Regions from separate parts of the Homo sapiens genome. Here all the other regions are linked to region 2. A link is a loop called in an ENCODE intact Hi-C map of the cell type or tissue named here. Cell type or tissue: PC-9. All regions are shown on one strand.

Evidence for each region. Hi-C counts contacts between places; a loop is a spot of excess contacts. Peaks named below come from ENCODE experiments on the same cell type or tissue, not always from the same donor. Only the 100,000 strongest peaks of a DNase experiment are listed, where the experiment ranks them.
Region 1: it touches region 2 in a loop (6-fold over the local background); 4 of 110 quality-filtered maps call a loop at or near these places.
Region 3: a loop joins it to region 2, with 2.9 times the contacts of the local background. A loop is called at or near these places in 2 of 110 quality-filtered maps.

Annotation. Positions count from the first base shown.
Region 1 is chr6:6,925,371-6,929,370 of GRCh38, reverse strand. No RefSeq gene overlaps it. Among named protein-coding and RNA genes, the nearest start is that of LINC03055, 42 kb to the right of the region's middle. In PC-9, no CTCF peak of the experiment used is centred here; no DNase peak of the experiment used is centred here.
Region 2 is chr6:6,802,241-6,806,240 of GRCh38, reverse strand. No RefSeq gene overlaps it. Among named protein-coding and RNA genes, the nearest start is that of LINC03055, 81 kb to the left of the region's middle. RefSeq lists enhancers at 2,048-2,187, 2,198-2,257, 2,508-2,687, 1,997-3,196. In PC-9, no CTCF peak of the experiment used is centred here; a DNase peak (open chromatin) is centred at 2,490; H3K4me3 peaks cover 312 bases; H3K27ac peaks cover 3,298 bases.
Region 3 is chr6:6,732,935-6,736,934 of GRCh38, reverse strand. All of the region lies in intron 2 of LOC101928004 (a long non-coding RNA gene), which reads left to right. LOC101928047 (a long non-coding RNA gene) reads right to left here. Exons shown (of 6, transcript XR_001743949.2): 6 at 3,544-4,000. Among named protein-coding and RNA genes, the nearest start is that of LY86-AS1, 110 kb to the right of the region's middle. In PC-9, no CTCF peak of the experiment used is centred here; a DNase peak (open chromatin) is centred at 2,014; H3K27ac peaks cover 1,364 bases.

The sequences.
Region 1 (4,000 bases), 120 kb before region 2:
CCTGTAATCCCAGCAATTTGGGAGGCTGAGGTGGGAGGATCGCTTGAGCCCAGGAGTTTGAGATCGCTTGGGCAACACAGTGACAGCCCATCTCTACAAAAAATAAAAAAAATTAGCCAGGTTTAGCGGGGAGCAACCGTAGCCCTGGCAACTTGGGGGAGGCTGAGGGTGGAGGATCCCTTGAACTCAGAAGTTGAAGGCTGTAGTGAGCCATGATTGCACCACGGCACTGCAGCCTAGGCAACAGAGGAAGGCCTTGTCTCAAAAAAAAAAAAAAGAAAAAAAGAGAAGACCAAGGTCAAATGAGGTGGAGTCAAACCTGTTCTCAAATTGAGGGGTGAACACGGGGGCTGGGGTTGGAACCTGGCCCGTGCAGGCATTGGAGAGGAGCCAGTTAAGACGCCTGCCTAGGCCGGGCGCGGTGGCTCACGCCTGTAATCCCAGCACTTTGGGAGGCCGAGGCGGGCGGATCAGGAGGTCAGGAGATCGAGACCATCCTGGCTAAAACGGTGAAACCCCATCTCTACTAAAAATACAAAAAATTAGGTGGGCGTGGTGGTGGGCACCTGTAGTCCCAGCTACTCGGGAGGCAGAGGCAGGAGAATGGCGTGAACCTGGGAGGCGGAACTTGCAGTGAGCCAAGATCGCGCCACTGCACTCCAGCCTGGGCGACAGAGCGAGACGCCGCTCAAAAAAAAAAAAAAGACACCTGCCTAGGGGTGAGTATCGGGCTTCTGCTGTGAGGAGGGGTCGAGATACCTACAGGCCCTCTACTGTTAGTTCTGGACACAGGATAGATGGCTGGGCTGGCTTTGTTTAAGGCATAGGGTCAAAGAAGACACTTTCTAAATCTCAAGAGCTCAGCCTTAGTAGGTTTCCACCCAGGACGTCCGTGCGCCATACCGTGCCCTGTGCCTTCTTCACTCCCTCTGGCCTCCCTCTCTGTACAGATTCCTAGCATTTTGCCTACCCTGGGGGAATTCTACCCAGCCTATTTCACTTGACTTTTCCTTTTGGCGTGGGGCAGAGACAGCACTAGTTGTGACACTATGGTATTTCACTAAAAATCAAGCCACATGTCCCTTTTACTAAGTCAGCCCCACTCTCACCCTCTAGTGTTTGCCCAGCACATGTTCAGCCACATCCCTTGTGTGAGCTTGGTGGGTGGCTTCCGCACGGCGCCTGGTCCTCATTCTGCCCCACCCCTGCTACCCTCCTCTGCAGGGCTTCAGGGTTGTGATCCTCGGTCCTACTTCTCCCTGGCTGACCTGACCCCTTCAAGCCCAGTGACCCCCTTCCCTCAGCGTCTCTGCCACTCTGCATAGCCACACCCCGTAGGAGGCTCCACCCTCCGGATGGCCATCTCGGAAATGGCTTTGTAGCCACCACCCCGTCCTTCCATGGGTCCCACTCACTCGTTCCTGCTAAGCCTCTTCTTCGCCTTTATCGCGGCCCCTGGAGCCCCTCCTTGTGTTTGGCACTGTGGACCCGTCCTGGTTGCATCTGTTCCCTCCCTCCCTCCCTTTGTGGTGAAATGATTTGGCAAAGTTCTCAAAAGCACCTCCCTTTTCTTACCCTCTTGACCTTCCCCTGTGTCTCCCTGGGCAATCCTTTCATCTACTCCTGATCCCAAAGTGCTGAATTCCACTGAAGAGATTTGTGCCCCGAAAGTAATTGGACGCCCTGCCCAGTCCTGCTGGGGACGCTCCCAGTGCCTTCAGGCATGGTCCTCTGACTCCGTTTTTAGCTCCCTATCAGATTCCCAGGACAGCTGCTCCAAATCTTTTCCACTCTCCTCCAGCCCTAACTGACCCTGCTCGTTCCCCTCTCCAGAACAGACCTCTTCACTGCATTGGCTAAGCAAACCACCCCTCCCCACTACGGAGATTGCTGACTTTTTTTTTTTTTTAATGGGGATAATTTCTCATTCTCTTTTTCTTTCATTTTGTTTTGGGGGAGAAATGTTCCTTATTCTTTCTAAGGCTAAAGCCCCCACCCTTGCTGCTAACCTTCTCTTTATTTATTTATTTATTTTTATTTTTGAGACAGGGTCTCACTGTCACCCAGGCTGGAGTGAAGTGGTGCAATCATAGCTCTCTGCAGCCTTGACCTCCCAGGCTCAAATGATCCTCCTGCCCCAGCCTCCTGAGTAGCTGGGACTACAGGCGTGAGCCACGGTGCCTGGTCTCTCTTCTTTCTCTGCGATCCTGCTCAGCTGTCACTTCTTCTCATCTTAAACCTCCTTTTCCTCTGAGCCCTGAATCTTGAGACTTTCTCTAGTTTCCTTCATCTTACAAAACAACCAGCAGCAAAGCTCTTATCTTGTTTTCCTCCTGCCTCCCTCCTTTCTCTGTCATCTTCCTCATTTTCTCAACCCCTTACCATCCGAGTTCCCCTGTCCCCATGAACTAGCCACACGGAGCTAATGTCCCTAAACTATGCCTTGCCATCTCCCCCTCCCAGGGAGGCAGCCGGCGAAGTGGAGAAAGTCCTGGCATTGGAGTCAGCCTTGCAGGGGTTCACATCTGGGCTTTGCCCCGTATGCGTTATATACTCCTGACCCTCATTTGATACATTTTTAATCTTTCCGAAGTCCAGTTCCCTCCTCTGAAAAATGGAAGCAGTGATACCTAATTTATTTGGTTGTTGTGAGTATAAATGAATTTATACTTCTAAAGTGTCCAACATACAGTTGGTGTAAAATTTTAAAAAATGATTCCCATTTATCCCTTGCTTTAGCTAATGCTGATTCCTTCATGCGGTATGCCTTTGCCTTCTTCCACGTACCTGTTGGATTTCCACCCGCCTCTCAAGGACTAGGTACTTCCTTCCCTTTTCAGCTGCTGGGCCCAAGTCCTTGAAGTTATTTTTCCCTCTGAACCTTGTTTCTCTATTGCAGCAGGTGCTGTGGTCTGCCTTGTATCAGGATCGTTGGTACATGTTTGTCTGGCCTGCATACAATCAGGAGCCTCTGGGGGCAGCGATATTGAACTCACCTTTGCATCCCTCTAGAGTACCTTTGGAGAGTCTTGCATATAACAGTTCCTCAGTGACAGCTAAATTTAAAAGAATTGCTTGCTGTGAGTATACCTTAATAATTTGAAAAACAATTCTAGCTGATTTGGTTCCCACACATGAATATACTTCCAAATCTTGTAGAGTTTACAATGAAATAGAGATTTACAATGTAAAGGTCTTCTAATGAACACCCTCAGGTCTGGCCAGATTTTGGGAGGTCCTTATGCTGCCTTGTGGACATTATTTGTCTTCAGGTTACTAAGGTCCTGTGTCGGCAAGTAGTTAAGACATTCGCTGCCTGGTGGAATTGATCACATTTCTCGTGTTAAAGGAAATGGCCAGGCTAGCAGATATCTGAGATTCCTTCCAACTTGAACGAACTATGACTCAGTGATCATGTTTAGAGTGTGATGTAATGAAGATACTCATTTGTAAAAGTGACCAAGGATGCTTCTCATGTTTGTCCTGTAATGAAAGTTCAAAAAGAAGGGTTAGGGTTAGGTTAGGGTTTAAGGTTAGGCTTGGGGGCTGTTTTCTCAAGTGCATTAGTTAATTCATTTTTTTCATGCCATCAATACTGAGCACGGACTGTGTGTGCCCAGTTTGGTGTTGGGCACTGGGAACAAGACAAGTCAAGCTCAGTCTCAGCATAACCCAGTTGGCATCTGGCACACTCTTCTTGGGAAATAGAGACAGATGCATGGAGGTGGGCCGTGGGCTGGGCGACTGCCTGGGCTTAGTGGCCAGTGTCAGAGAGGACAGTCTGGAGGGACAGTCTTCAGCAGTAGTAGCACCTGCCCCTCCTGGCAGGACCCTCCACATGGTTACTCGGGTCATGAGTCCCTGGGCTTGTCACATTATCCACAGGCCGGCTGAAATGCCTTCTGCTATACACACCACGCTTCCCTCAATTCATCTTTCAATCTGGAGGATTTACAAAGATTTATACCATTAAGAGCAAGATCTCAACAACATGCCGTAT
Region 2 (4,000 bases):
GCCTCCCAAAGTGCTGGGATTAAAGGCGTGTGCCACCAAGCCCGGCTCGTGCAGCTGCATTTATTAGGAAAAGGTTACAGGTAAGAGAAAGTCCTGAATAGCTGTAGCTTAAATATGAGAGAGACATTTGTTTCTCTCCCAGGTTAAAGGCCAAGAAGCCCCCAGTCCAGGAGGGGTTTGGCAACGCCACAATTCTTAGGACCCCGGCTCCTTCCGCATCTCTTCTTTGCCATCCTCCATGTGTCTCCCTGTCTTAGTTTGGGTTCTCTAAAAACCAGAGACTGAGGCCAAAGCTAATGTACAAATACTTTCTTGAGGAATGCAACTCCAGGAAGCAAGAGGAAGGGGGAAAGAGGTGAGGCCGAGAAGGAAGGAGTAGAATACAAAGGGGTGCTTTACGAGGCCGGCCCCAGCTTTCAACAAATGCAGCTAATTGTTTAGTTTCACAGAGTGTCTCTAGAAAGGCCCACTGGGGCTTGGAATAATACATATGAGAAGAAGGGAGAAAAATTTGCCTGGCCATGTCCCCCATTAGTCAAAGTTGGCTTCACGGGGCAGCAGGACTCCACACTTCCAGGTGGCACCAGCTGGCATCTCCTAGCTGGGAAAAGCAGCTCCTGAAACAGCAGCAGGAGCATCTGCATTGTGAACACAGGACCTGGGGCCAGTAAGTGAGCGGGTGTGAGTCAGGGGGACTCTCCACCTGCCCATCTCAGCCCAACAGACCTTGTCTGGAAAGGCCGTGTGTCTACCTGAATGAGTAGATCCCCGGGTTTCTTGCTCTTCACAGTAACAGGGAAGCCCTGAGGCAGGTGGTGGGAGGCATGTGACGCGAGGCATGAAGCAATGTGCTGTTGGGTTGTGCCTACAAGCAACATGGGAAGTCAGGAACATCCACCACCATGGGCCCAGCCTGGCCAGGCAGGTGAAATGTCATGGCACAGTAATCTCTGCCACCAGATGGCATGAAACTCAATGAACCTCATTTAAAAAAATAAAAACTCTTTCATGGTTTACAAGAAGGTGGTGATGTCAGGTGATCCTCTCAGAAGTTTAATGTGGTACTGAGCAGAGGAACCACACTTGAGCAGATCCTGGGAAGTAGATACACTGGCTGAGACATAGACTTCATATGCCAAAGTGGCTGCATGAGCTCCGGCCATCATGTCCACATTCCTGCTAACAAGGATGGTGGAAAGGAAAGACTGAGGCACATTGCCTTTATCTGTGGTCACTTCTAAAAAGTTGGACACTATGCTGGGCATGGTGGCACCGGCCTGTTGTCTCTGCTTCTGGGGAGGCTGAGGTGGAAGGATTGCTTGAGTCAGGAGTTTGAGTTCGCATCTCTAAAATAAAAAAGAAAGTTGCACACAGCATACCTGCTGACTTTTCACTGGCCCAGACTTAGTCCTAATGCCACACCTAGAAGTAAAGCAAAGGCAATATTCTGAGAGATCTCATGCATAGCTGAAAATTGCCAGAATGGTAAAATAGAATATTGAGACGAATTGGCAGCTTATGGCACAGCTGCCAGGGTTGGGAGCGCCTGAGGGGGCACTGCAGAGTGTGCCCAGTGTGTGCTCCCATTTCAAATGGGCATGAGCAGGATGGGAGGGGGAGGAAGGAGAGTGGAGATAAGGGAATGGCGGTGTGGAAGAGGTTCAGGGGAAGACAGAGATGCAAAAGAAGAAGGGAGAGGGAGGAGACAGGCAGTGAGAAACGAGGGTGAGGCAGAAAGAGGGACAAGAGGATTGCCCCACCTGCAGATGGGACTCGTTTTGTTTCTGTGGAAACCATGGAGTTTTTAGTGGGCAACAGATGAGGATGAGGATGAGGGTGGGTTCTTGCCGGCAGCAGCACCTCTGTCCAGCCAGGGCTGATGTCGTGCTAGCCTTGGCCTGTACCCTACCCTCCTCCTGCCCCTTGCCCTAAAACCCAGCCAGGCAGACACTGCCTCCCCCTTTTCTACCTCCTGCCTCCTTCCCCTCCCATAGTCTTGGAGCAGGAAGTCAGACATATTCCTTCTAGGGTCATGTGGACTAGATTCACCCCATCAGCTTGGCATCAGCCTCAGGCTCTTCTGTGGCCCTCTTGCACCTGTACTCTGAAATGGCCTTTCTTGTTTCCAAAAAGCTTCTGGGGAGATGGAAATAAGGTCCAATCTGCAGGACATTATGGCCAAATCAAGGATCCCTAGCCACTTCTGGGGCACTAAGATTGCAGAAGGATCATAGACAGCATTTGCTTAGGACAGACATCACGATGGAACAGAACCGTGAAGAGAGGTGCCCTCCTCGCCTAGTGGTGTCCTGAACTGAAGCTAGCTGGGTGCTTCCCCAAACCTGCGTTAACTGAAACCAGCCAGGTTCCTCCCTGCCCGGCCTCATTACTCATCTTGCCACATCTTTCTTCCTCCCTGAAGGAGGAGCCTGGCCCCAGGTGTGTCTCAGCACTGCAAGACGCTTGGTGCTCGCCCGGCCTCGAAGGCTCACTCATGACAGAGGCATCCATGTACCCCTGGGACACGTCACGGGGTGTGTCCAGCACCAGGAAAGGATCTGCCTTTTTGTGTTTCCCTCCCCTGAGGCAGGGCAGGAGTCGGGCAGGGACTCGCTGGACTGTGAGGAGAAGCAGTGTGTCCTCACCTTTCCACCTTCCTCTGGCCACAGCTTTAGCTGCTGAATGATAACAAGGCTGCCTGCCGATCTCATAAGAGGGCATCTTGGGCAAGGCAAGGAGAAAGGGCTTTGGAGTCTTGAGTTCAAATCCCGGCTCCCCCAGCTGCTGTGCAACCGTGATGTATGACAGCCTCTCTGGGCCTCAGTGTTTGTATCTGCAAGATGAGGCTCTGACATAGACCTGATTAGGTTATGGTGAGGATTACACAATCCCTGCTTGAAAGGCACCTGGCTTGTTCTGAGTAAACCCTGTGACTCCCTTTAATTCCTGGTGGGTGGCTTGCTTGTGCCCTCATGAGGTTCAGCACTTGGCAGTACCCTGTCACCTGTTCATCATTAGCAATGACGGACGCAATGCTTCCTCTGTGACAAAGCCTCATCCGACAGAGCAGGACTGCAGGGCTTCTCCAGGGCTTGGGGAGGGGGACAAGGGCAGTGCGCACAGTTCCTTTTTGTTTGCTGATGCCACACTAGGCACGTGAAAGGGCTGGGTCAGAGAACCCAGCTTGGCCCACGCTGTCTCGGTTGGTGGCCGTCCTCACCTTCCTCACCCTTCAGATCCCGTAGGGAGCCCCTGCGGTGGTGCCATGGACGGGAAGCATCCCACCGTGCTTGTGGCTCACCTCGAGGTCCAGGTGTCACTGCATGGCCTGAAAAGGACTGTCTCCGAGCAGGTGCTCCCTCATCTCCCCTCTCCCGATTTCTACAACATCCTCTTCCCTGGCTCCTCGCCACTCCCTCCACTCTTTTTTCTTTAAACTTTTATTAAAGAATAACATCCCTCAATTTTTTTCCCTCCAACAAAGAACAAGCTCATGACCAAGAACAAAGAGGACATCTTGACCGTGTAAGTAATGATGACCGCTCTGTCCCCAGCTCATAGGGACCCTGAGGACTCCAGGTTGCCTCCCTATGTTGGCTCCTGATTCAAGCAGATGGCAGGGGGGTGTGTCCCAAGGAGCTGGGTGCTGATGTCAGGAGCCCAGCACCCTTGTGGAAGCCAAGAACGACACTGAGGGGGCAAGAAGAGACTGTGATGAGCTAAGTGATGGTGTTGTCCCCAGCACGCAACAAGGGCTGGTGCGGCAACTGGCGACCTGAGAGGGAGGGCTGGTCCCAGCAGGGAGGTGTTCATAGAAGGGAGAGATTTTCGGTGAGGAGTGGCAGCACAGTCATTCTCAACCCAGTGTGTCTTGGGAGATGCCTATGGGGTGGAAGTTGGATGATCAGGCTGTTATTGGGTCAATCTGATTCAAGGAGAGGGAGGAGAGGTGACGTGGCCAGAAGGAGGGCAGGAGGGTGGACAGCAGAGAATGCAGCCG
Region 3 (4,000 bases), 69 kb after region 2:
CTTGCACCATAAATCCACTGCCCTCGCTGGAGCATCAGCTTCCGAAGGGGCAGGGCCCAGCTGTGGTGTTGACCAGAGCAGGCGGACGGAGCTGTGGGGACGCGGGTGGGGAACACGTGGGCAGGGAGTCTGGCCGGGAATCGAGATTGCTTTTCAAGAATTTTTACATGGGCAAGAGATTTTAAAAGATTGGCTCGGAGTTTGGCCTTAGGAGATACGCCAAACTCTATTTTGCATCTTAGCCTGAAAGGGAGCTTGATTTCTCTTTGGAGTGAATTGGCAGATGCAAGAGAACTTGGGAATGGAACTCACATAGGCAAAGTTTTCATTGCAGGTTGAAGTATTTGCAGGAGAAATGAGAAGCCGGCAGAGGCCAGACCCTGTGAGCCCATAGAGGCTGGGATTTATCCTGAGTGCCACAGAAAGATTTTGGATTTAAGTTTTAAAATGGTTATTCTATCTGCCGTGGAGAGAACAGATTATAGGGGTGGAGATGAGAATGGAAGCAAAAAGGCAACGTAGGAGTATAGAAGTCCATGCAAGTGATGGTGACGTGGACGAAGAGGAAGTGTGAAAATGGTGGCTCAGAGGTGGGGTGAACAGACAGTGGGAAAAATTAGGGCTACTTCCAGGGATTCTGGCATGTGCGGTGGAGGGGATAGGGATGTCACTGAGACAGAAGCCTGGAGGAGGAGCAAGTTTGTTGATGAGATTGAGAGTTTAGTTTGGGACATGTTGGGTTGAAAACACTTATCCATGCCGATGTTTTAAACAGACACTTGGATATATGGGTCTGCAGATATGAAAGCTCAGGGCTAAGAGAAACTGGGGAGTCACCTTATAGATGGCAATCAAAAAGGTGTTTGGGCCACAGTTACTCTGTGCTGTTGACACTATCATTGTTGTCACCTTTTGCCTCTCCCTGGCCACCCCAATAACACCAGGCGGGCTTTAGGTCATGGATGCAATCTCACGCATTGCTGTTCCCCCTCTGTCTAGCATCTGTTTTTATTTTTCCAGCTGGACCAAAAAGTGACACCACTGCTACCATACATGGTACAAAAGCTTCTTATCCTGACTCTAGACAAGCAGAATTCCTCCCAAGTTCCCCATTTCTGCCTTTTTGCATCATCTGTCTCAAGTTTTCTGCTCTTAACATTCTCCCCATCTGTTGACATTTTTATGGTGGGTCTAGCCTTATTGTCACTAAACATCGTTGATTTACTTTATTTTATCCATGTTGCTTGAAGTACGTGATTAGTTTTTAGTACATTCTAATGACTAAATTCTGATAGCTGACTTTACAAAATGCTTCTAGGTGTATGTCTAACCAGCTGATGATCAGGGCATCCCTGTTCACGGTGGGGACTGGTGGGGACGTCACTTGGTGATGCCCATTAAGAAGGCAGGTTGCAGTGGGTCATTCTGTGTATGCTTAACATGTTAAATGCAGTTTCCATTTTACATAGCTGCGTCGTCTGTTCTAATTAAATAGTAACAAATGTTCCATTCAGTGGATTCTTCATATAAAATGACTCAAACAACTTTCCCCTCCCCCAAATAAGGCTGGAAACGGATGCACACTTGTGCCATGGAGTTAAAACCTGCACTCGTGTGTCCAAAGCCTGAACAGATGCACTGGGACAGCTGAGTGTTGCTTTGTTGATTGGCAGGGGGTTGATTGTGGTCTAATGCGGAGCCTTAGCGCTGCTGTTTGATCCCAGGACAGGTCTCTTTCTCCCCATATCAGTGAGCCTCATCCCCCACTTAATCATGAAGTGCTTAATCATGAGGCTCAGAAGGAACTGACAGAGCCTCCCGCCCCAGCACCTTGCCAGGGGTGCCCCCAGCTCTGCCTACTCCTAGTGTGTTTAGCCTTTGCGGATTCCTAGATTCCTCCTGGACTGGATCTTCAGATTTCAACCCCCTTTGGGAGACTCGTTACTGTTAACTGGGATGGCAGTGCGGATCCAGGAGTCAGGAGAGTATGTGCTGTACAGGAAAGTGTGTAGAAGGTCAGATGGCTCACAGCGGGCGTGGAGCACAAGAAGCAAAGAGAAGCAGGTTGGAGCTCTGTCTGGGGGAGAACGGCCAGGTCAAGGCAGAGGCTGAAACGAGCTTAGAAAGCAGATTGAGAGGGAAAGACTGGGTGAGGGTGGGGTGGTGGTGGAGAACCAGGCCAGAGGGTCATGGAAGCCAGGGGAGAAGAAATTTCCAGGAGGAAGAGTGATGAGTCAGTGCCCCGCAGAGGTTATTAAGACACAATAGAAGTGTCCATTAGACTTGGAAATTCAGCAGTAACCAGTGTGATAAGAGCTGGTTAATGGACATGTGGTGGGTCCCAACACCAGCCTACAGGAGGTTAGTAAGTAGGACAGTGAAAGTACTTTTAGAAAATTTGGCAAAGAGGGGCAGAAGTTAGAGGGAATGCCAAAGCTGCTGGAGGAATCTGATCGCTAGTTTCTGTGTGTAAGGTTTTCTGCTGTTTTGCTCGGAGGCAGGGGTTTATAATGGTATTTACTTCACGAAGGCTCAAGTCTCCAGCGGTGTGTCTGGAGGGGGTTATATATGCCAGAAAGGGGTTGGAGTAACAAACCAAGAGATCTGCCCACTTTTTAACCACCCACTCTTCTGCTCGACAGCTGCACCTGTGCCTTTGCAATTCAAACCTAGGGACTCGCCACCCTCAGTGCCCAGTCAAAACCCGCTAAAGCCCTGGCAAGGAAGCCGTTTGGTGCAATTCCTGCTATCCCTGGGAGAGTATTTTTGTTGTCTTCATTATGGTTTTGCTTTTCCCTGGAGAGAATTGTGATGGGTACGACGAAGGGCACACCTGGAGAGAGGGTGAAGAGAACAGGGAGGGGATGCTAGCGCAGAGAGGAGAATGAGGTCTGCACAGCAGTGTCAGGCCAGTGAAGGCAGGAGCGAGCAGGAGGCAGGGCAGGGGTGAGTTGCAGAGCTCAGGGCATTCATGACTGGCCAGCTCACCTTTCCCTGTTTAGTAGGGGGCAAGGCTTCCTATTGTGCAGGATGACGAGGGAGCCATGAGGCTCCAGGAAAAAATCTGAGGCTGAACTGTTGTGGGGGCTGAGAGGGAGCTGAATGGGGCTGGGAGAGGACTGTCTCATCACCATGGCCCGATCAAGGCTAAGGATGCAGACTTGGTGTCCCTGGCGCAAGTGGTCCAGAGTTTCTTCCATCAGTGCCATCAAGATGGGGGAAGGAAGAAAGTACGTGGGAATTAGGGGAGAGGTCAAGACTGTAAGGCAGGTGAGATTATGGGCTGATGGGTCAGAGGATCTGGGGGTCATGAGCAAGTCATCCTTTCTCTAGCCCCTCCCACCCCAGCCTCTTTATTGAAAAGCTGGTTTATTTCACTCCTGTGTTTTGATACAGAGAGAGGCCGGTGGGAGCATTTTTCCTTCTGGTAATCCATGCGCTGAAACAAGACCTGGCAGTGAGGAAGGGCCAGGAAAGGAGGCAGGTGGGACTGGTTGGCAGTGGGAGGCAGAAGAACTATGCTGATAGACCAGACCTAGCGTGTGATTTTTCTTATTAGGCTTTGTTTTTAGAGCAGTTTTAGGCTCACAGCATAACTGAACAGAAAGTACAGAGTTCCCATATGCCTGCCCCCACCCCTAAACGGTTGCTTCCATCAACATCCTGTACCGGCGTGGTCCATTTGTAACAGCTGATGAACTGACATTAACACATCATTTTCACCCAAAGTTCACAGTTTGTATTAGCGTTTACTCTTGGTGTTGTACATTCTATGGGTTTAGACAAATGTATTATGCCATGAATCCATCACTGTAATATACAGTTTCATTGCCCTAAAAATCCTCTGTTCTCCACCTAGTCATCCTTCCCTCCCCTCTAACTCCTGGCAACCACTGATCATCTTCCTGTCTCCATAGTTGTCTTTTCCAGCATGTCACATAGTTGGACTCATACAGCATGTGTAGCCTTTTCAGATTGGCTTTGTTTACTTAGCAATATG